2 separate regions of the Homo sapiens genome follow, and region 1 is linked to region 2. A link is a loop called in an ENCODE intact Hi-C map of the cell type or tissue named here. Cell type or tissue: heart left ventricle. All regions are shown on one strand. Links, peaks and the distances in the headings refer to the core of each region. The heading gives the core; the rest is flanking DNA.

The links. A loop is a pair of places that touch in the nucleus more often than their neighbours do. Peaks named below come from ENCODE experiments on the same cell type or tissue, not always from the same donor. Only the 100,000 strongest peaks of a DNase experiment are listed, where the experiment ranks them.
Region 1: it touches region 2 in a loop (4-fold over the local background); 6 of 110 quality-filtered maps call a loop at or near these places.

Annotation. Positions count from the first base shown.
Region 1 is chr16:27,500,196-27,508,195 of GRCh38, forward strand. It overlaps GTF3C1 (general transcription factor IIIC subunit 1), which reads right to left. Exons shown (of 37, transcript NM_001520.4): 9 at 6,652-6,961; 10 at 5,704-5,921; 11 at 2,664-2,800; 12 at 996-1,149. Among named protein-coding and RNA genes, the nearest start is that of GTF3C1, 46 kb to the right of the region's middle. In heart left ventricle, for the core only: no CTCF peak of the experiment used is centred there; no DNase peak of the experiment used is centred there; H3K27ac peaks cover 1,716 bases.
Region 2 is chr16:27,557,774-27,574,020 of GRCh38, forward strand. It overlaps KATNIP (katanin interacting protein), which reads left to right. Exons shown (of 28, transcript NM_015202.5): 2 at 16,128-16,183. Among named protein-coding and RNA genes, the nearest start is that of KATNIP, 16 kb to the left of the region's middle. In heart left ventricle, for the core only: no CTCF peak of the experiment used is centred there; no DNase peak of the experiment used is centred there.

The DNA of each region.
Region 1 (8,000 bases), core at 1-8,000, 61 kb before region 2:
TACTGGGCTGCAGTTTTTCTTGGCCTTCTCTGAGGGAGGTCAGCACAGGAACACACTGCCACTGCTCAGGGAACAAGTGGCAGGCTGGTGGGGGAGTGGGGAGCAGGGGGCCAGGGGACATTATTGTTTTATTTTAAAAATACTTATAGCAGACATAAAAACTGATGAGAGCTGTCAATGTGGAAAGGATAGACACTGTTGTTTCTTAAGTTTTTTGTACTGCTCTGCAGTTTTCAAATTTCTCAAAAAATAAAAGCAGAAGAGCAAAAATGACCTTGCTAGCTTATTAAGAAAACAAAATATCAATGCAGAGCTTTCTTAAGGCAGAGATTTAAAATGCAGTCAGAAGAAAAGGTCAGGAAATTACGAGTGACTGTCCCCACACAACCATTCCCTTTGGCCCTGGTGCCTGGCTGTACCATCACAAATTACCCTGACCGTGAAAAACGTGTGCCTTAGAATGTCCGTGAAGCTGCTGAGCTGCAGCTGCTATGGGAATGCATCCCCCCGCAAACTTTAAATTTTACAGAAATAGATATGTCGAGGCAGAAGAGATGTACTGCTCCCATCGGATAACCCGGCAGCGCATCCTCACTGACTCAATGCCATTGCTTCCTCTGGGATGTTGCCTCAGCTCTCCGAGGAAAGCATTCTTGCTGCTTAGTCTAAATTTCCCACCTAAATGTTATTTCATTTGTCCCTCAATGACTGAACTTCAATATGTCTCTGCCTGCCTTCTGCTTCTTCAAGGCTGACCACAGGGCTGGATGCCTGCACAGCTGCTGCTTGGAGTTGACATGCTTTACAATCCTAGCAAGTTTTTGCTCTTTTCTGTTTCCAGCTAACCCATATTCCCCAAATCAGGAGGCATAATGGGAAATTCCAAGTCACTGGTAATAAAGCAACTACCAGGATACAGCAATGACAAGAGAAGCTAGACAAAAACTTCCAACAGCACGAGGCTGGCTCTGGGCATCGGGGGAGGCCCTGGTTACCTTCTTCTTGATGCCATCTTGAATGACAGTGGTCCGATACAATCGCAAGAGACCTTCCTCAGACAGGTTCCGCACCAAGCGGACAATGGACTTCTTGCAGCACTTGGTGGACACGCCTTCCTGCTTCTCCTGATCCATGATCATCTTCTGAATCCTGGGCATCACAAAATAAGCAGATAACACTCCCAATCTCAACATGGAAGGCCTTCCTCAACCCAGGCAACACAGACATGCCTCACGGTACCCAATAGAAACAAGGAAGGATCAAACGGGGTTTCCCCACCCTGGAAAGACTGATTTCTTGAGACGTTAATGATTGTTTCCCTCTGTGGCAAATGTATCAGGTAAGGACAAGCCACCAAAGACAGCAGCTCCACAGCTGAGCCTTTCACCGGCAACTCAAGAGACTACGATTTGAGATCATGATGGCAGGGAAACTGGGCACCATGATAGAAACCTGTCTTCACCAAGTCGAATGCTAATCTAACACCCAGATAAGGGCTGCTCTGGTTTATCACTAGCCCCTAAGATCTGAAGTGCATTTTGTCTTCTCTCTGGATACATCTTCCTCTAGGTCTTACTGAGTCACTATGGTGATCTTTCCAGATCACTGATCATAGAATGCAGGGCCAGTGGGCGTGGTGGCTCATGCCTATAATACCAGCACTTTGGGAAGCCGAGACAGGCAGATCACTTGAGGTCAGGAGTTCGAGACCAGCCTGGCCAACATGGTGAAACCCCGTCTCTACTAAAAATACAAAAATTAGCCAGGTGGGTGCCTGTAATCCCAGCTACTCAGGAGGCTGAGGCAGAAGAATTGTTTGAACCCAGGAGGCAGACGTTGCAGTGAGCCGAGATTGCATCATGCACTCTAGCCTGGGTGTCAGAGTGAGACTCCATCTCAAAAAAAAAAAAAGAAAAGAAAATAGAATACAGGGCCAAAAGGGACATTAGGAGCACCTAGCTCAACCTCTCATGGCTCAGAGGCGAACAAGGTGACAGTGTGTGCAGATGGTCCCTACCCCCTCCCATTCAGTCCTCGTTAGACACGGAGTATGAGGAAGAAGCCATGTCCCTGATGGAGGGTAAGGCTCCTCCTCACCGAGTGGCTCTCACATTGGGTGCCTCAGAAGCGTTGAAGATGCCACCCAGGAGGTGGTGGTGATGGGAGCTTACAAGAACCACATCAGAGTTCAGAGCCTCTACTCCATCCCAAACAGAGAAGCTCTACTTGTGTCTCTTGTTTTTTCTCCTCTAGAAGACTCTATTTGCGCAAAATGCACCACGGAGAACTAAAAGTCTGGAAGTAATGCTACTACTCGCTTAAGTGTCTCCATAGCCCTTCTGAAGCAACCATCTTCCAGGTAAGGAAAAGCTGAACGCACTTTCCCTGTGACTTCTGCTTCCTGCTCAGTCATTTTCTCTCTGTCTAGCATGCTGATGTTCCTCAGTATCTGCTCCTTTTGAGGAGGAGATACTCCTCCATCCCTTTAGATGGTAGGGAGGACCATCTAAATCCTCCCTACCGCAAAGGAACGAGATGAGAATCTACACAGTGGGACAGAGATTTGAATGCCCCTCAGTGGTGTCCATGGCTTGTGATGACCAACTGGTAGGAGGATTACTGTTAGTGCCAGCAGACAGACAGACAGACAGACAGCTCCTTACGTGAATAAACTCTCGATTAAGCGAAGATTGGTGACAGCTTCTATGATCAGATTCCTGCGTTTCAGCAGTCGGTAAGTTTCGTGTGGTTTGTCTTGGCCTGAGCTGTGCCTCCCAGTCTTCAGGGAACTGCTACTCTCCTAGAACAGAGACCGAAAGCACAAGATGCAATGGGCTCGGCAAGGCTTGGGGGCCACGCACCACACCTGTGGGTGCACTGGCCCTCTTCAAGAAACTTCTACTCCCATCTTTCAAGAAGGGAAGCCAAGAAGCCTGTTCTCCTACACAGAATCCCACTACTCTACCATCTCAATGCTTTGAAAATCAAAGACATTGGCCAGCAGAGGACCCCGGACCACTTTATGAGGATCAGCTGGTTTCAGGACAGAAATCAGAGGCATCTACTCCAGCAACTCCTGAAAAGGTGGAAGGCGTTCCCTCAATTCCCCCTTGGTTCTCCCATACAGGAATGGAAGAAACTGATGTACAGACAATTACATGCCAAGTATTGTTGGGCTTTTTTCTTCAAAAACTCTTAACACTTTTATCATCATAGTTCCCATTTTACAGAAGAAGAAACCAGGGCTCTGTGTGGCTAACTCTCCAGTGTCTCATGGGGAGTGAACGTGCCAGGATGGGGCCTCTGACTCCAGACGGAAGAAACCAGGGAAGTCTCTGGGCAAAAAGTGACATGAGGTAGAGCGGGGCTCTTGAGTTCAGAACAGGTTTCCTCGAGGAAAATTAGGATGAGTGGATCTGTGCTTCCTCTTCTATCCCCGCTAAATTGTCTGCTTCTCTTGTAATGTCTTTCTCTCTTAATGAGCTTAAAATGAACCTGTTTCACCCAACACTGGATCAAAATGTGAAAGCCCAAATGTGAACCCTATATGGAAAAGAAATCCTAACTCTAATACACATCTTGTGAATCACTGGACCCAAGTCAATGCCTTATGGTAGCCCCAGGGCATGTTCTGCTTGCCACCTCCCAGCTGGGAGTAGCACTTTCAGGAAATGAGAAAGTGCCCAAGGAGGTCACTCGGTGATGGTGTCTGAACGGCCAGGCCCCAGCCCACTTCCCTGCCCACTGTGGGAGCTCCGGGCAAGACACAGTTCTTTGCTGAAGGGGGAAAGAATCAAAGATTCAAGAAGAGTCCCAAGAGGGGCAGAAAGTCTTTCGTTCACCTTCGTGCTTCAGGGTGAAAAGTTTGGGGGAAAACCACGTGAGTGAATCTAGCCAGTTTCCATGGGGCTGCTGGACAGCAAAGGCAACATGCTCTGCCAAGAGCCTCCCTGCAAACAGTTGGTGCCATTCTTCTCAGCAAGGATGCGGGGAGGACCATGGTGCTGCCATTACTCTGGGAATGGACTTCCATCAGAGAGAGGAAGAGCTGAACTGGAAACAAGTCAGGGACTTTAAGACCTGGTGGGAATGCACAGAGGTGCAAAGGGGATGGCAGAGGGAGGAAGGCAGGCGGGACTCCAGGGGAGCTGCTGGGCTCCACTGCTGGAAGGCCCGGCCTCTCTGGTTAGAAACAATGCCAATCCTGACTCCATAGAGAGTTGTGGCATCCAATAAATAGAAAAGGCCTGAAAGAGTCTAGAAAAAAATCAACGCCACGCCCCATCACCTCTGCCATAGGAACACTTCCAAAGCACAAAAAGGGAGAAGCGGCGTAGGGTAGGGACTGCACAGGCAAGTTACTCCATCCTAGGGGCCTCGCTTTCTTCTCACAGACCAAAGCTCACATTGACCTTACAGGGCTGAATGAAACAGCAGTGGCCAGGCGCAGTGGCTCACGCCTGGAATCCCAGCACTTTGGGAGGCTAAGGCGGGAGGATCACTTGAGCCCAGGAGTTTGAGACCAGCCTGGGCAACATGATGAAACCATCTCTACAAAAAAATACAAAAATTAGCCAGGCGCAGTGGCATATGCTTGCAGAAGAGGAAACCTGCAGTCCCAGCTACTCAGGAGGCTGAAGCAGGAGGATCACTTGAGCTCAGGAGGCAGAGGCTGCAGTGAGCCGAGCTCGTACCACTGCACTCCATCCTGGGCACCACAGCAAGACTCTTTCTCAAAAAAATTAATTAATTAAAAAAATACATAAAGAAACAGCAGCAACACCATCAAAAGCCACCCGAGACCATGCATCTACTCCGTGCTAGGTGCCTCGTTCTCTACTCAGTGTTTCCAAAATACAGGGGGTGGCACTGGCAGTGTCTGGGGTACTGTTATGTCACAAGTGTTGACATGGTATTAGGTGAACCGAATCACATAATGGGAAAGACATTCCTTATCAACTGTCTTTTAATCCTTCCAATTATATTGACGAAAGTACTGGTTTGACTTCACTGTGTCTTTAACTCCTTGATATATAACAGTAACTGGCTGGAATGTACTAATACAGTTTTGACTTTATTGTATCTATTCTATGATTACTTTCTTTTTTATGACAAATGATATTGGCCATTTATCTAAAGCAGAGTTTCTCCACCTTGCCAGTGCTGACATTTGGGCCAGGAAATTCTCTGCTGTGAAGCACTGTCCTGTGTATTGTAGGATGTTTAACAGCATTCTAACCTCTCCCTATTGGATGCCAGTAGCAGCCCCTCCCTAAGTGTGGCACTGAGAACTGTCTCCAGATATTGCGAAATGTCTCCTATGGGTAAATGCCAATCCTGACTCCATAGAGAGTTGTGGCATCCAATGAACAGAAAAGGGGTAAAACTGGGTAAGAACCATTGATCTAAATTAGGCATACAGGTTTCCCTCTAAAATAAATCTAACTGAAAAGAATAAGCTGTTGGAAATGAATAAGCCACTGGGTGGATAACCATGCAGACAATCTCTGCGTAGGGCCCAGGCTGCGTGAAAGTGGTGTGTAGATAAGCACAGAGCTACTGCCTGGGAAGCACAGGCAGGCCTCGGCACGCAGCACTCTCGCTGTGGATGATTCCACTGTGATCATGTGATTCCTAAACACAGAAACGATGAGGCCACAGACTCCTTCTTGGAGACAGCTCCCTCCCTCTGCATGCACTGACCTTTGGGTTTTCCATCCGGACCTCCTCGATCACAGCTATGTCACCACTGTTGCTGTCCGCACAGTGGGAGACAAAGGACACGTTGGGTTCTGAGACGCTGCTGGTATCTAAGAGGCTGTCCCTGCTGGCAAGGCTCTGGCAGGCTCTCTCTTCAGCAGCTCCTGGGAAGGAGGGCGGCTGCTTTTTCAATGGGTGTAGGTTTACAACTTTCCACCCACCTGTGGTGGAGGGAAGAGATAGAACAAATCAAGGGGGAGGCCAGGAGGGCATTCATGTTTGGCAATCAGACCAGACCCACACAGGCCAAAGGATTCTGCTGAGAGTCAGTTGAAAGGTGAGGGAAGTGGACCAGCAGCAGCTTGGGCCCCTCCTTCTGGCCTCTCATCGGCAGCAGGGTTTCTCCACTTGGCCAGTGCTGATGTCTGGGCTGGGTAATTCTCTGCTGTCAGGGGCTGTCCTGTGTATTGCAGGATGTTAAACAGCATCCTGGCCTCTACCTACAAAATGCCAGTAAGAGTCCCTCCCTAAGCTGGACATTTAACGATGTCCCCAGGGGGCTCAGAGCTGGGTACCAGATTTGCAAATGTGTCATCAGCACCACTCTCTATGCATTTAAAAAAAGTTTTCTATAACTAAACTAAAAACTTGGAGGAGTCTTAGACTGTTGGAAGGGAAGGGGCAGAGGAAGCTTATGAAATTCCATCCTTTAATAGTAAAAACAAGCAAACAAAACACGTGCCACGAAGAAATGATTTGCAAGCAGCCAGGAGATACCACAGGACCCTCTCCTCCAAACCCATGATGATGTGGTACAAGTGACAGTGTCAGGCCTCTCATTAGGATGGCACCAAGGGCAACCGCAGGTGTTTGCTGAACTGAAGGGGTGTTTCTTGCAGGTGCCCAGCAGTGCAGTGCACGCAGCCCCTGCCCACCCCACGTGCTCCCTACCCTTGGTTGGGGTGGAGTGATGAGGCTGGGTCTTGGGCCGGAGGTTTGCAGAGGCTCTTGTGTCTTTCTGGGACCCTCTGCCTCTCCGCTTGCTGCTGCTCCTCTCCTCCTCACTGTCCGACTCAGAGAGGAAGGTGTCCTCGCCTTCAGGCAGAAGCGACTCCTCCTGCATAGACGCCAGGCTCACGGTGGTCAAGAGCTCGCTGCGGGCCTTCTCTCTTTGGTACTGCCGGCTTAGGTCGCTCTCCTCTGCAAACACGCAGGAAATGTACTTGGTGGTTCGCTGCCGACCTTCGTCTTCCATGAATCCCTAGAGGGAATAAGATGTGTTTATCCCACTGCAAAGAGGGCGTCATACCCACAGGGGTTCAGGTGGTCTGTGGCATCTATTTCCTTATTGGCTTTCTTCTGTTTCTCCTGTCTTACTGCCTGGGCCCTGGGTTGGGCACCACTGATGCTCCCTCCAGGCTCTTCCTCTCTGTAATCCCCCAGGTCTTCCTTCCACAGAGATCCTTCTCTGAAGTACAACCCTGAATGTGTGTCTGCTCTATGAGGCTATGAGCTTCTCAGGGACAGGGCTCTGACTTAACCTTCCATATAGCCCCAGTGGCTGGGACAGGACGTGGCCCACACAAAATGGACAGTACGCAGCAAGCATTTGTGATGCAGACTGAAAAGTTAGACTGTGGAACGCAAGCTCCACTTAGCCACTGCCATGAGGATTTGTCGACTGGGCATCAGTGATCCACACCCATTTTAACGTCTAGAACAGGGCAAGGGGCTCTTCCCAGGGCCTTTGATAGGAAAAGAGTAACATCTAGGTACTATCACATGCCAGGGATGGGGCTAAGTGTGCTGCAGTCACTCACCCAACTATAATACTGCCTTCCAGCCAGATGACCAGATCGTGAGCAAGATGAGAGTGGCATGTCAGGGGCTGAGACCACAGGTCTGAATTACAAAAGAGTGCCAGACAGGCATAGCTGGCCAACTCGATGTCCCCAGGTGCCAGGCAAGTAACATGCATAAGAAGGAGGGCCAAGTGGGGATGGTGGAACCCTGGAGAGCACTGCTTTGTCTGAAGCACGTGGACAGAGAGTGGCCAGCCCCAGCTGACTGTCCCCATGTGGGAGTAGGCTCCCGGGGTGGCCACATCACCTTCTGACTACTTTTTCTTTTTGAGATGGAGTTTCACTCTTGTTGCCCAGGTTGGAGCGCAGTGGCGCCATCTCGGCTCACTGCAACCTCTGCCTCCTGGGTTCAAGCAATTCTCCTGCCTCAGCCTCCTGAGTAGCTAGGATTACAGGCATGCAACACCACGCCTGGCTAATTTTTTGTACTTTTAGTAG
Region 2 (16,247 bases), core at 3,210-11,209:
GCCCACATGCATGTTTATTTGGCTCATAATGTTTTGTTTTTTAAATTTTTGAATTAGTTGTCAACATTGAAAAATGAGCAGATTTCTTATAAATACCTGATTGTGGTATTTTCTTGAAAATATCAATAAAGTCTGTTAACACCAAATCAGAATTCTGCATGGCAACAATTGTCCCACCACCCGAGTTAAGTGGAGACTTTGCCCTTTAAGAGGGAGGTGGGCCTGTCTAATGACTGGCTTCTCTCATTGTGTCTGTCACTCCTAGGCCTGTCAGCATTTGTACTTAGAATTCTACTTTAGTATTAACTTGTACAGTTGTGAAAACTCCTGTGGACTTCCTTGTATGCCATACTGGACTATACTTATTCTTTTTGTTTGTTTTTTTGTTTTTAGATAGAGTCTTGTTCTCTCACCCAGGCTGGAGTGCAGTGGTGCGATCTCAGCTCACTACAGCCTCTGCCTCCTGGGTTCCAGTGATTCTCCTGCCTCAGCCTCCTAAGTAGCTGGGATTACAGGTGTGTGCCACCACACCTGGCTAATTTTTGTATTTTTAGTAGGGATGGGGTTTCATATGTTGGCCAGGCTGGTTTCGAACTCCTGACCTCAAGTGATCTGCCTGCCTTGGCCTCCCAAAATGCTGGGATTACAGGCATGAGTCACCATGCCCAGTTTCTTTTTGTTTTAATCTGAAAAAAAGGGAATATATTATCTGCCTTTAGAAACTTCATAGTATGGTGAGAAAGCAGACATAAACAGATGACTACATTTCAACATGGGAGTCCTTAGAAGATAATATTTGTAGAGGTCTTCCCCTTTCCCAAAGCAGTGTGGCCCACTGCCTGCTATTGTAAATAAAGTTTTATTGGAATGCAGCAGCACCCTTTCACATACATATAGTCCATGGCTGTTTTCTTGCAGAGTTGAGTAGTTGTAAAAGAGACTTATGTGGCCCACGGGCCAAAAATATTTACTATCTGGGCCTGTACAGGAAACGTTTGCTGACTGTTGCCGTGGCAGATCTGATTTGATTCCTGAGACAGCTCAATGGGATACTGTGATTGTGTCTGTTTTATACCACACACCTAGTAGGTAGCAGAGCCAGGACTCAGTCGAATAAGGTCTACACTTGGTAGTATGTTATGGAAGGCCCATTTCAGCCTTGTTACTGCCAGTGTGTGGCCAGGTTCTCACACCTGGAGAGTGAGTCTGTGGGGAAGAACTGGCCACTGGGCTGATGGAATAATATACATTTTGAAAGGTACCCGTTTTGACTACATTCCCAGCTCCCTCAGCATCTGGTCCCATGACTGCTTCTCTCTTTCCAAATGGGAGTAGGCTAATGCAGAGCAATGTGGTTGGTTGCAAGGAAGAACTTGAAACTGTTTGCAGAGCACTTTATGTAAAAGTAAGAAAGTGTGACTACTGATGTCCCATGGGGCTTTGCAGCTTTAACAATTGCCCTATGGATCATATCACCTTGAAGTATAGAATTTCTCTGGGGAATTAGCTCCCCTCCAGTCTCATCTTTTTAGACACTTGCCTACCTGCTCTCACACCCAGAGGTTTTACACTGCGCTGTACAGTGTCTATCAATATGTTTTTCCATATTCAAAAATAGTGATTTCAGGCCAGGCATGGTGGCTCATGCCTGTAGTCCTAGCACTTTGGGAGGCTGAGGCAGGAGGATCAGTTGAGCCCAGGAGTTTGAGATCAGCCTGGGCAACACGGTGAGACCCCACCTCTACAAAAAATTGTTAAAAATTATTTGGGCATGTTGACACATGCCTGTGGTTTCAGCTACTCGGGAGGCTGAGGTGGGATCACCTTAGCCCAGGAGGTTGAGACTACAGTGAGCTGTGATCATGCCACTGCACTCTAGCCTGGGCAACAGAGCAAGACCCTGTCTCAAAAAAAAAAAAAAAATAGTAAGGTCATGGTGGCTCATACCTATAATCTCAGCACTTTGGGAGGCCGAGGCAGGCGGATCACTTGAGGTCAGAAGTTTGAGAACAGCCTGGCCAACATGGTGAAACCCCGTCTCTAGTAAAAATACAGAAATTAGCCAGGCATGGTGGCACCTGCCTATAATCCCAGCTTCCTGGGAGACTGAGGTGGGAGAATCATTTGAATCCAGGAGGCAAAGGTTGCAGTGAGCCTAGATCGCGCCACTGCACACCAGCCTGGGCGACAGAGCGAGACTCTGTATAAAAAAAATAAATAAATAAAAAATCCAGGTGTGGTGGCTCACGCCTGCAATCCCAACACTTTGGGAGACTGAGGCGGGCAGATCACGAGGTCAGGAGTTCAAGACTAGCCTGGCCAACATGGTGAAACCCCGTCTCCACTAAAAATACAAAAATTAGCCGGGCGTGGTGGCGGGTGCCTGTAATCCCAGCTATTCAGGAGGCTGAGGCAGGAGAATCGCTTGAACCTGGGAGGCAGAGGTTGCAGTGAGCTGAGATCGCGCCACTGCAGTCCAGCCTGGGCTATAGAGTGAGACTCTGTCTCAGAAAAAAAAAAAAAAAAAAAAAAGGTAATTTCACATAAGAACCTGGACTTCTCAGTCTCTTGATAAACAGGGTGCTTTGGGCCCTCAGCACTTTCTTGTCACGTAGCTCTGGTCCTCTAGCACTGAACAGTGGCCACCCCCTTGACCTGGGACATGTGCTGATGACCCCTTCTGGCTGGTGTTACCTGTCATCTGGTGCTCACTTCTTCCATTGATCATATTGGCCTCCTTTGCAGGCATCTGAGATTTCAATGCCAGCCCGAGACACTTGGGGAGGTTGGCCATCTCTGGAGTACACCGTCTTCTTTCGCACCTCGCTGCCTTGCCTGTGCTGTGTTCCCTGCCAGCTGTGCCCTTCTTTCAAGTCACTTCCACACTGTAAATTGCAGTGACCAGCACCACCTGCAGAATTAGCTACTCCCCCATGGCAGGACCCCATAGCTAGTCAGGCATTGTGTTGTATCACAGGGACGAGCTCTATGCTTTTCTCCCTCTTTGAGGGTAGAGACTCACTTCTTTCCTTTGTATGCCCAGCACCTGGCACAAGGACTGGCACAGGCAGATCCCATGAGTGTTTGCTGGGTTGACACTGTAACCAGGAAAGAGATTAACGGATTTGTTCCCTAGTGAATTGCTGGACATTCTCCATAAAGTAGACAAAGGAAAGGGCCTTGTAGCCAAGCTTCCAGGCCAAGCTTCCAGGGACCGTGGCTGCATCCTTTTTGTCTTTTTTTTTTCTTTTTTTTCAAGACAGAGTCTCGCTGTGTCACCCAGGCTGGAGTGCAGTGGTGTGATCTTGGCTCACTGCAACCTCCGCCTCCTGGGTTCAAACAATTCTCCTGTCTTAGCCTCCCAAGTAGCTGGGACTACAGGCGCCCACCACCATGCCTGTCTAATTTTTGTATTTTTTTTTTTTTTTCAGTAGGGACGGGGTTTCACCATATTGGTCAGGCCGGTCTTGAACTCCTGATCTTAGATAATCCACCTGCATCGGCCTCCCAAAGTGTTGGGATTACAGGCGTGGGCCACTTTGCCTGGCCTGGTCCTTTTTCTCTAGTGGACACATATGGTTTCCCCAGACAACCCAGTCCTCATACTATTCCCGCTCCTAGCTTCCTTTCCTGTTCCCCGCAGCTGCTTCCTCTGCTCTCCCATTAGCATTCCTGTCCTGGCCCAATTTCGTTTCCTAGTGAAGTCACTTTCTCTCCCAGCTCCCACTTCACTTCAGAGCCCACTGCTACCTTGACCACCCTTAGCAGTGGACCCTCTGATTTAACATGTCCTTTGGGGAGAGGAAAGTTATGGGTAAACGTAGCGCCTGGCAGGAAGTCAGAGCGCTACAGATATCTGGTTACCTGCAGGGCCCACCACATTTTTCTAAACTCTAAGTGAACCTGCAATGCAGTGTGTGGTGTGTGTGTATGTGTGTGTGTGTTTTCCCTGTAACGAGTCCCAAACTATTTAGAAACATTTCATGAACTCTCTAATGTCACAAAAGTTAGAGTTGGAAGGAACTTGACAGATGTCGCCTAGGGTCTCATTTTGGGGACTCTGAAGTATCTTAGAACCGTGAAGTTCCCTTGCAGGGGTCACACATTTAGAGGCCTGCAGGGGCCAGGTAATGTAAATGACTGTCCTGGCCAGAGTTTATTTCATTATGCTGCTTGTGTCAGTTTCCAACACCTAAATACACATTGCATACCCAAGAATATTCTTCAGTTTCATAAAGAAATCTGTTGTCAGCCAGGGGCAGTGGCTCATGCCTGTAATCCCTGTACTTTGGGAGACTGATGCAGGAGGACTGCTTGAACTCAGGAGTTTGAGACCATCCTGGGCAATATGGCAGACCCCGGCTTTACCAAAAAATGTTATAAATTAGCTGGGCTTGGTGGCACATGCCTGTAGTCCCAGCTCCTTGGGAGGCTGAGGTGGGCGGATCACTGAAGCCCAGAAGGTTGAAGTTATTATGGTGAGCCATGACCACACCACTTTGACTCCAGCCTGGCCGACAGAGTGAGACCCTATCTCAAAAAAATAATAATGGTGATAATAATAATAGGACCTTCCCATAAGGCTGCTAGGAGAATCAAATGAATTCATCCATCTAAAACCCTTAGAACAGGGCCTGGTGCTTGGTAGACTCTCAGTACAAATTAGCTATGTGGAGAAGGAACACATCTCTTTCCTTAGGATTCTGGGAGATCTCATGAGCTACTTCCAACGTTTCTCAAGGCAGATTGGCAGATCATTTTTGGGAGGTGCAGATACTCAGAAGACACTTTAATTAGGTTACACATACATACCCATGCACGTTTTCACAAGTGCAAAGTCTTCACTCATACACTATGGGGAACTGGAATGGCTGGATGAGACTTGGTTGGAGTGCCAGAGTGGGAATGGGTTTAGGAGCTTGTCTGATGGATACAGAGATAGACTGAAATATATTTCAGCCTGGGAAGCGTGTTGTCACATAAGCCGCTGATTAGATTACAGAAGTGTAGCATTTACTTATCTTTACTATTTCAAATGGAAAAAAAATCAATATTTTCCAATTATCTTCAATGGGGTATTAAACTGACTTTGTCATATTTCGTTTCACCATCCCAGAAAGAGCAGGGGGAAGGGATCAGGAAAGCACATTGCAAGAGCAGATGACATCTCTACTGCAGAACACGGTCATGCCTTCTGTCCCTTTCAGCATTGTCTATTCAGAAATTCGGTCATTTACTCGTTCATCCATTTCAGAAATTTCTACTGATGCACACTCCATTCTAGGCACTATTCCAGGTGTGGAGAATTCACTGATAAGCCAGATAGCAGCCTCTGGTTTCATGGGGCTTATTTTTAGTTGGGGAGACAGACTACAAACATATTAATAAGAAAATGTCAGTAAGTGCCATGCAGAAGGTTAAGACGGAGGACTGAGGGCTGGGTCCCTCTGGAGAGGTGGGTGGTTTTAAGCTGAAATCTCATTGCTAAGAAGGATCCCTCATAAGACCAAGGGCATGAGTGCTCTTGGCCCAGAGGAGAGAGCTAAGGCCCTGAGGCAGGAAGGAGTCTTGGGTCTACGGAGCAGAAGAGGGATGTGGGACTAGGTGCAGTGGTGCACGCCTGTGGTCCCATCTGTGCAGGAGTCCACTTGGGTGTATCGCTTGAGCCTGGGAGGTCGAGGCTGCAGTGAGCTGTGATCACACCACTGCAGTCCAGCCTGGGCAATAGAGCAAGGTTCCTTCTCTAAATACAAAGAAGAAAGACTGCAGGGAAGAGGGCTGCAGGGAAGAGGGAGGAGAGGTCCAAAATATCCCGTGGGCCAGGCCATGCAGAGCCTGGTCAGAATGAGGCTTGGATTCTTTTCTGCATGCACAGGGAAACATTAGAAGTTCAGGCAGGCAAGTGGTAGGGTCTGGTTTTTATATGGCTGCCATAGGAAAATCCAGGCAAGAGTGGAGGCAGGGATACCTACTAGGTGGCTGTTGAAAAAGTTGGTCACATGCAGTGGCTCATGCCTCTAATCCCAGCACGTTGGGAAGCTGAGATGGGTAGAATTGCTTGAACCCAGGAGTTCGAGACCAGCTAGGCAACATAGTGAGACCTCATCTCTAGTAAATTAAAAAAAAAAAAAAAAAAAAAAAAAAGCTGGCCATGATGGCACATACCTGTGTCCTAGCTACTTAGGAGGCTGAGGCAGGAGGATCACTTGAGCCCAGTAGGTCGAGACTGCAGTGAGCCATGATCATGCCCACTGCACTCCAGCCTGGGCAACAGAGCAAGACCCTGTCTGGAAAAAAGAAAAAAGAAAAAGCCCAGGGGGAGTTGACGGGGCCTGGCTTGGAGAGCGGGATGATAGGAATGAGCAGGTTCCAGATCTATTTGGAAGCCCAAGTTCAGTTGAACTGGCTGAGATCCATGAATAGTCAGCAGTTTATGGGAACTAATAACTGCTAAGTACCTACTGTATGCAGGGCACTGTTCTGAGAGTTTTACATGTAGTGCCTTAACCCTGACAATAGACTTAAATGGAGTCAGGACTAATAGGACTCCCAAATGGGTAATGAGTAGCTAAGAGAGACGGGCTGACCCAGAGCCTCCCCTCTCAGCCGCCACACAGCATTGTCCCCAGGCTCTTACCTAATTATGAAGCTCCCAGAAGAACACATGGCTAAGCATTTCTAAACCAAGCAAATGCGCGTTAACGGTGTGCAGGTTATAAATAAGCATTTCTGTATGCCAGCTGCTGTTTGGGTTTGGAAAGGAAAAGAAGATCTTAGCATGACTTGTTTATCCCAGGTAATTTGGCAGTAAACTGGGCCCCAGAAGTCAAGTTACACAGAAAATGCAAAGGAAAAGTGACAGGGGTATCATATCAGGCTTTCCAAAAAGGAAGGTAACTTAAAGGCCCACATCAGCCTGGAGGCACACGTGGGGAATGAAGGGAAGGGGTGTTGCAGAGCCGGTGTCTGCCTGGCTTGCTTGCTTGCTTGCTTGCTTGCTTGCTTTTTTTTGACGGAGTTTCACTCTTCTTGCCCAAGTTGGAGTAATGGCGCAATCTCAGCTCACTGCAACCTCCGTCTACTGGGTTCAAGCGATTCTCCTGCCTCAGCCTCCATAGTAGCTGGGATTAAAGGCATGCGCCACCACACCCGGCTAATTTTTTGTATTTTTGGTAGAGACAGGGTTTCACCATGTTAGCCAAGCTGGTCTCAACTTCTGACCTCAGGTGTTCCGCCTGCCTCGGCCTCCCAAAGTGCTGGGATTATAGGTGTGAGCCACCACGCCCGGCCCTACCTGGCTTTCAAACAGTCCTGCTCTTTGTCTAATAGATTTCTGTTGTTTTAGTGGGATGTCCTTAAAGAAGTCCCCTCAAAACGGGTCCATGGCATCAAGATAAAGAAATAATAGGAGTCCAGGCGCGGTGGCTCACACCTGTAATCCCAGCATTTTGGGAGGCCGAGGCGGGTGGATCACCTGATGTCAGGAGTTTGAGACCAGCTTGGCCAACATAGTGAAACCCCGTCTCTGTTAAAAATGCAAAAATTAGCTGGGTATGATGTCGTACCCCTGTAATCCCAGCTACTTGGGAGGCTGAGGTGGGAGAATCACTTGAACCTCGGAGGCAGAGGTTGCAGTGAGGCGAGATTGCGCCACTGCACTCCAGCCTGGGCGACAGAGTGAGACTCTGTCTCAAAAAAAAAAAAAAAGGAAAGAAAAGAAATAATGGGAAAGTCAGGCATGCTGCTTCACGCCTGTAATACCAACACTTTGGAAGGCAAAGGTGGGAGATTGCTTTGAATCCAGGAGTTTGAGCCCAGCGTGGGCAACATAGTGAGACCCCTGTCTCTACAAAAGTAAGTTTTAGCCAAGTGTGGTGGCACATACCTATAGTGCCAGCTATTCTGGAGGCTGAGGTGGGAGAATGGCTTGAGCCCAGGAGTTTGAGACTGCAGTGAGCTATGATCACACCACTGCACTCTAGCCGGGACAGCAGAGTGAGATGTCTCATAAAAAAAACAACAAAAAAACAAAAAAAAAAAACAAAGGAAGAGTGGGAAAGTGGGAGATCTGTCTGCCTAGTTATGTACTGAGTTGGAAACTAGAGGCCTGATTTTTTTAGCCTGTACAGAGCCTTAAAATTTTTTAAATTATTAATCATTTAAAAATTAGAAGACTGGATTTATCACTTCTCTGGAAAATCTAATCCATCAAAACCAGGCCCACCTTTCTGTATGGAAACCAGCAGCTGTTTTTTTTTTTTTTTTTTAAGAGATGGAGTCTTGCTTTGTTGCCCAAGAGCTGCTCCCACCTTAACCTCCCAAAGTGATAGGATTACAGGCATGAGCCACTGTGCCCCTCCTGGGCAGCTGTTCTTAGGACACCTTGTCCCCATCCTGCCACCTTCCTCTGTTTACCTCACTCCAACACATGCGTATCTTTGCAAACACTATAGGTAGAAGCCAGAATCAAGGTTCAGGAAGCCGGCCAGGCGTGGTAGCTCACTCCTGTAATCCCAGCACTTTGGGAGGCCAAGGCAGGCAGATCACCTGAGGTCAGGAGTTCGAGACCAGCCTGGCCAACATGGCAAAACCCAGTCTCTACTAATTCAAAAATACACCGGGCGTGGTGGTGGGCTCCTGTAATCCCAGCTACTTGGGAGACTGAGGCAGGAGAATCACTTGAACCCAGGAGGTGGAGGTTGCAGTGAGCCAAGATTGTGCCACTGCACTCCAGCCCCAGGCGACAGAGTGAGACTCTGTCTAAAAAAAAAGGAAGTTGAAATGGGGGTATGGGGGTGGGGGTAGTAATGACAGGGAGTGCTCTCCTTCCTGGACTGGAAGAACGGTGTGCAGGCAGCAGGGTGGGGCAAGCACGCTGAGCATACTGGGTCAGCCGTTGGACTAATGGGTTGCTAACCCTTCCTTGCTTCCTTGTTGTGTGACCATGGGCAGTTTGCTTTGCTTCTGTGACCCATGCGGCTTTGTCATTGCAAATGGTAGGAAATCCCAAGAGCTATCACCCGGGGAAGAAGCTGACAATGGCAGGTGCTCAGAAAGCACTGGAGAAACTGACTCCCTTTGAAATCAGATCGTCAGACAACCCATCTGCACCTTCCTTTATCTTTTTTTTTCTTTTTCTTTTTCCTTTCTCATCTTCTCTAGCCATTTCATAAAAACTTTGCCCTCAAATAAATGAGCAGGTCACCAATAGCCTATTGGCTTCACTAAGGAACTGTTGGTTCAATTTCCAGAAACCGTATTTTGTCATCGTTTCATTCTTATCTCTCACACATTACTGATTGATCTCTTAAAAGAAGTCAGTTTGTCCTCCAAAAATATTGTGTTCTCTTTCCAGCAAGATTTGGGGTCCTGAGGTTCACGGAGGCTCCTCCATCTCCCTCTGACAGACCACCTGCCCCATCTTAGGTCTTGGATGGGAGAGTCTTTAGCATTTCTCATTATGTTATGTTTTTTACACATTTAAATCAGCCTTTGGACATTGCATATTTTAAGTTTGTTTTAGCTTTTTGAATAGGAAATAGATCCAAATAGATCATTCAAAAATAAAAATAAGACCAGGCACAGTGGCTCACGCCTATAATCTCAGCACTTTGGGAGGCTGAGGCAAGAGGATTGCTTGAGCCCACGAGTTTGAGACCAGCCTGGACAACATAGCAAGACTCCACCTCTACAAAAAGGTAAATAAGCTGGATGTGGTAGCACACCCTTGTGTTTTTTTTCTGTTTGTTTGTGTTTTTGTTGTTGTTTGAGAAGGAGTCTCCCTCTGTCACCCAGGCTGGAGTGCAGTGGCACGATCTTGACTCACTGCAACCTCTGGCTCCTGGGTTAAAGTGATTCTCCCACCTCAGCCTCCCGAGTAGCTGGCATTACAGGCACCTGCCACCACGCCTGGGTAATTTTTGTATTTTTAGTAGAGACGGGGTTTCACCATGTTGGTTGGCCAGGCTAGTCTCGAACTCTTGACCTCAGGTAATCCACCCGCCTCGGCCTCCCAAAGTGCTGGGATTACAGGCGTGAGCCACTGCACCCAGTGGTGGCACACCCTTGTAATCCCAGCTACTCAGGAGGCTAAGGTGGGAGGATCGTTTGTGCCCAGCAGTTCCAGGCTGTAGTGAGCTATGTTCACACCAGTGCATTCCAGGATGGGCAACAGAGCAAGACTCAGTCTCTAAAAGATAATAGTAATAGGAAAATAAAAATAAAAACAATATTAAAAAACATACCTTAAGAGTCCTTCACATGCCTCTCTGGGTAGTTCTTTATGCAAATAGAACCAATATGAGTATATATTTTGATTTTCCCTTTTTCTTAGAGAAAAGGTTACATGCAACATATACTTTCTGGTCTTGATTTTTTTTTCCACCTAAAATATGACCATCTTTTAAGGATATATAAGGAGTAGAATATGAGAAGCTTGCTCATTCTTTCAGCTTTACAGTGTTCAATTACATTGTGCGGATTCATCATATTTGTTCAGTGACTTATTATTTCTGATATTTGCTATTACAAATCATGATACAGCAAATACCTTGAGCATATGTTTGTTTCCTATTTGTGGACAGATGTCTTCACGGCTGATTCCTAGTAGTGATATTGCTAGCTCAAAGGAAAAATGCATTTGTGCTTTTGAGGGATTACAGGTGTGAGCAACCGGGCCTTGCCCCGGGAATAAGAAATAAGTTTTTTTTTTTGAGACCAAGTCTCGCTCTGTCGCCAGGCTGGAGTAGTGGTGCAATCTCGGCTCTGTGCAACCTCCGCTTCCTGGGTTCAAGTGATTCTCCTGCCTCAGCCTCCCGAGTAGCTAAGACTACAGGCACATGCCATCACGCCCAGCTAATTTTTGTATTTTTAGTAGAAACAGAGTTTCACCCTGTTGGCCAGGATGGTCTCAATCTCTTGACCTCGTGATCTGCCCGCCCGGGCCTCCCAAAGTGCTGGGATTACAGGTGTGAGCCACCGCACCCGGCCGGAAATAAGTTCTTAATCCAAAACTCTTGTGATGGGGAGGCCCTTACACTGGATTTCTTTACCTGCAGATTTCTACTGAGTTCCTTTTATTCTCCAAAACCTGACCTTTCATGCCAAGACTGAGCATTTTACCAGACTCGATGGGAGTGAGGGTCTAATGTCAGTGCTGGGCTCTTACCTCCACCCCCACCACTCCCCTCCCACCTGAAGAGGATAAATAGAGGGAGTGATTACAATATGAATAGTTTAATTAGGAATATCATGAAATTATATTCTGCATATATATTTTTATCATGTACTATATACATTTCCATATGCATCAAATATGCATGCATATTAGTCTACAGCAGTGGATTTAAAAAGCTATGTCCTGTAGACTGTACTTTACGGGTTGTTTAAGACTCTTTATCAAGGGTAATTTTGGCACTGATTTTCCCTTTGCCTGATGACTTCAGAAACTAACATCCAAGAAGATGCGACTCCCCTCTAAATGGTAGCGATGAAGATTATCTTCATCTAGAGCAAAGTGTCAGAATGTGCTAACCATTGAAAACGAATCCTATGTGCAGATAAAACCTTGCTGAAATCATAAGTGGGAGAATAGTATTGTAGTTACAAAATTCAATGCAGTCACTTCTTTTTTTTTCTTTTCCCCAGACAGACATCTGTTCTATAAAGTGAAGTATATTGGCCTTATTTATTGCTTCATAGCTGAAGCAGGCAGGTCACCCTGCAAAATTCAGAGGAACACCCCCTTAATTTTGCAAGTGGCATATATTGATATTAATGTCACCTTTTTCCACTTCCTTCTTTGAGTTGTTGTGAGAATAAATGAGATATAGGTAGGAAAATGCTCAGAGAAGCTAAGTGCGGTAGACAGGCACAGTGTAATCTGGTTACAGCACTTCCATCCTTGACAGGCAGGAGCTGTCTTCGCATCGAGCTAATCTGGAGGAGAGAGAAAGGCTCAGTGGTGTGAGGACTGGGCCAACCAGTCTTCTAGGGAGTTTAGATAATAAATGCTCTTAATTGAGTGAATTATCTTCGTTGGAAAATAAGCAAATTATTTTCCGATTTAATGAATTAAAAAGCTTCTAATTAACTCCAGTAGAAAGATTTGCTTTTATGTTTTATTTTATTTTATTCTTTTTGTTTTGTTTGTTTTTATAGAGACAAGGTCTTGCTATGTTACCTAGGCTGGTCTTGAACTCCTGGCCTCCAGTGATCCTCTTGCCTTGGCCTCCCAAAGTGCTGAGATTACAGACGTGAGCCACTACATCTGTCCTACTTTCACATTTTAGTAGTTAAGCTCTATGTTCTTTGCATTAATGTAACTGAACGACTGAACGCAGGTCTCATGCTTGCTGCTTGCAGAGTTCGGTTAATAAGAGTGAGGTCTGGTAATAAGAAAGTGAATTTATTAACCAAAACTAATAAAGGGAAGTGGTCAGATTCCTATCCAAAGTAACCACTTCCATTTTGTGGAGGAAGAAAACTCCAGTTTTCCCTTACAGGAGTGAGCCAGGCGCAGTGGCTCACTCCTGTAATCCCAGCACTTTGGGAGGCCTAGACAGGCGGTTCACCTGAGGTCAGGAGTTCGAGACCAGCCTAGCCAACATGGTGAAACCCCATATTTACTAAAAAAAATACAAAAATTAGCCAGGCATGGTGGTGGGCATCTGTAATCCCAGCTACTTGGGAGGCTGAGGCAGGAGAATTGCTTGAACCTGGGAGGCAGAGGTTGCAGTAAGCGGAGATCGCACCACTGCACTCCAGCCTGGACAACAGAGTGAGGCTCCATCTCAAAATAAATAAATACATACATAAATAAAAAGGGAAAACTTGATAAAGAAGGCATGCAAGAATTGGGCTGAGTACTATCTGTGTGTCTTGTTCGGGTGGCCATCTTGGGTCCCAGTCTACCTGGACATTGGGCTGGCGTCATCTCTACAATGGCCAGGTTGTTAACTCGCCACCGTGAAGTCATCTCTGCAATTTTGCAGCTGGGTCTCCAGGCTTGCTCCAAGATTAGCCGCTGGAACTTCTAAGAAGGCACATAGGCAAATACTAGTATACAGTTAGAGAAATGTGAAGACAGTATATACGGTGAGAAAGGGAGGGACACGGAGTCTATTTTAAGGCTAAGAGAAAAGGCTTCTGCAGTTTCCTTTAAGGTTCAATCTTGAAATCCAAGAGAAAGGGGAAAAAAAAGTTTTCAAATGCATTTTGAAGTTAAGCTGCCCAGTTACGTTAATATTTTGGTTTTTGTTTGTTTGTTTGTTTGTTTTGAGACAGAGTCTCACTCCTTTACCCAGGCTGGAGTCCAGTGGTGCGATCTCGGCTCACTGCAACTTCTGCCTCCGAGGTTCAGGTGAATCTTGTGCCTCTGCCTCTTGAGTAGCTGGAATTACAAGCATGTGCCACCATGCCCGGCTAATTTTTGTATTTTTAGTAGACATGGGGTTTCACCATGTTGACCAGGCTGGTCTTGAAGTCCTGACCTCAGGTGATCCACCCGCTTCGACCTCCCTAAGTGTTAGAATTACAGGCATGAGCCACCACGACTGGCCACATTAATGTTTTGTTTTTATTGTCCACCTTAATTTTTTAAACTGTTCTTTATTAGTATAACATAATTTTAGAGATGAAAAGCAACCATAAAGATGATTCAGCCTAACTCTTAAAGAAAAAAAAAAAAAACTATGGCCCATAGAGACCTAATGACTTATCCAAGGTCCCATAGCTGTCACTTGTCCCTCAGGACCAGATCCCCAGGAGGCTGTGTGGCCAGCAAAGCAAGGGCCTCAGTCAGGCGCTGGGATCTGCCGTGCTCACCCTGGAGGAGCTCTGCTCCCTCCTGCTGCCTGCTCTTGCCCTGGGCCCTGTGGGGCCCTGCAGGGCCCTGCTGGCATCTCACTGGCCTCTGCACTACTCCTGCTGCCAGGACACCCCAGTCTGTCAGTGGCCCAGACCCCAACCCGCTTTGTGCCTAGCAGCTCAGGGACAGTCCCTTCGCTCTGCATGATGAGGCCTGACTACCTGGCATGTCATTTTCCCTGGCCAGCCTTAGGGCTCACTCGGAATCCTTAGACTGACAGCCAGAGCCGTGTGGTCAAGGGTTTCTGGGAGCTGCTCATTCTAGCTCCTATCCCAGAGCAGCAAGCCTCAGGAGGTCCTGATAAAATTGGCCTAACAATCAAATCTCTTGATCCCTAAATCCTGGGGGTGTGTGTGTGTGTGTGTATGTGTGTGTGTGTTTAACTAATAAACTGGTTTTTAGAGCGTTCAGCAAAATTGAGCAGAAATTACAGAGAGCTCCCATATACCCCTGTCCCCACATACATCTCCCCAACTATCAACACCCCACACTGGGCTGGGTGTGGTGGTTTATGCCTGTAATCCCAGCACTTTGGGAGGCCAAGTGGGGTGGATCACATGAGCCCAGGAAATTGAGACCAGCCTGGGCAACATGGCAAAACGCCCATCTCTATAAAAAAAATTTTTTTTTTTTAAAGAACACCCTGTATTACAGTGGTACATTATGCTGGTCTCTTTTTCATCCTTAAATCCTAGGTTCTTTGTCTTAAGGCAAAAAAGAAAACACACACACACACACACACACACACACACACACACAATGAAGACAAAGGCAGGCATGTAGCCAGTTTCAGATTAGTTCATTCTATCCGGGAATCCTGGCCTCTGTTAGTCTACCCCAAGGCTTGTGGCTGGTAGTAACTCAGCATGACAGCTCACACACGGAGATAGCCCTGCCCTGTGTCTCCCTCTTCTCTGTCTCTCAGAACCAATTCCAAATTCCTGGGACTGGGATTCTGATTGGCTGCAGTTGGGTCAGAGGTCCATCCATAGCACAGCATACTGAGGTTCAGGGCGTGGGATTATGTATAATCATGGCTGCCCAGAGGCCCCACTGGGTGGACAGAGGGGAGAGGAAGAGAGAGGAGGGCAGTTTAGGGTATCATTATGAGCTGACCAGATAAACCAAAAGATGTCTTCTCCCATACCATGATACTGTATGATCCATGCCCTCCTGTAAATTCTCCAGTGGCCTCATTTCGAAATCCTTTTACACATTGGCCTTAGAGTCTGGCCGTGGCCAGCGGTTCTTCCTAGGCCTTGGCTCTTCCCTTTATTCACACTTTCTTGGCAAAAGCATCATCCCTTGAGCTTTATCACCAGCTGTGACCCCTCCCCTACCCCTCACTCACGTGCAGACTTGCTAGAAGTGACCATGTCCAAAGACGTGTCTTTTCTCTGAGACTCAGTCCCCGTTGCTTTCCTCTTGCTAAGCTGTCACTAAGCATTTTTTGCTTCTGTCTTCTGAGTGCTCTTACCTAAGGGGACACTGGTTGTGGCATTTTCACAAATAGCCACTGGGGAGTAAAGTTGGGCAGTTTAGGAGATACATTGACAATAATGCAGTGACTCTTGTTTTATATTTTCAAACCAAAGCAATCCATTAATTTTGCATCAAGGCATTCCTTTATAATGGACACTTCCATAAAAGTTGTGAAAACTGCATTCGAAACAGCATATTTAAACATTATGATGTCACTCTGTTGAATTTATGCACACCTTCAAATGTTAGTCTTCTAGCTCCCCCAGAAAAGCAGTAATTCTCTCTGAAATTGCCTATTATATGAAATGCAGGTGATTACCACTAATTCACATCTGCACTGTCACCTATGTGGTGGATTTGGGGGTTTGGTGCAGCACGTTGGTATGCTCTCATCAAAGGGTATGTGTGTGTGCACAGAGGAAGGCATTCTTGTGGAAGGCATTTTATGTAATTCCAAACAATTTAATAAAAATGTAATTCAAAGGGGAAAACTACAGTCCCTCAGCCCTTTCAGAGTACAGATAATGTTCCAGATTAAAGGCTGGAGCTTTGTTCATTATAGTCAAATAATGTAAGTGTGTGAATTACCATTTTCCTTGCCGTTGGTCTATTTCAAAAGTGTGCCATTTTCCCATTATAATAATAGGCTGCATTTTCTTAAAATCATTTGATTATGATTGGTCCCATCTATTCAGTTTGCAAATAAAAATCTTTTGTGTTGATAAACTAGCTGTTCTAAAACAGCCTTAATCTTGGTTCTGCTTTTGAACTGCGACAGGTCAGACTCTGCGAAAGGCCGAGAGAAGCTGGTCCTGCTCACGAGAGAAAAAGGAGGTAAATGTGTCCCTGGCGAGGGCTGATGGGAGGCAACTCTATTTGAAAGGACCTGAGGGAGCAG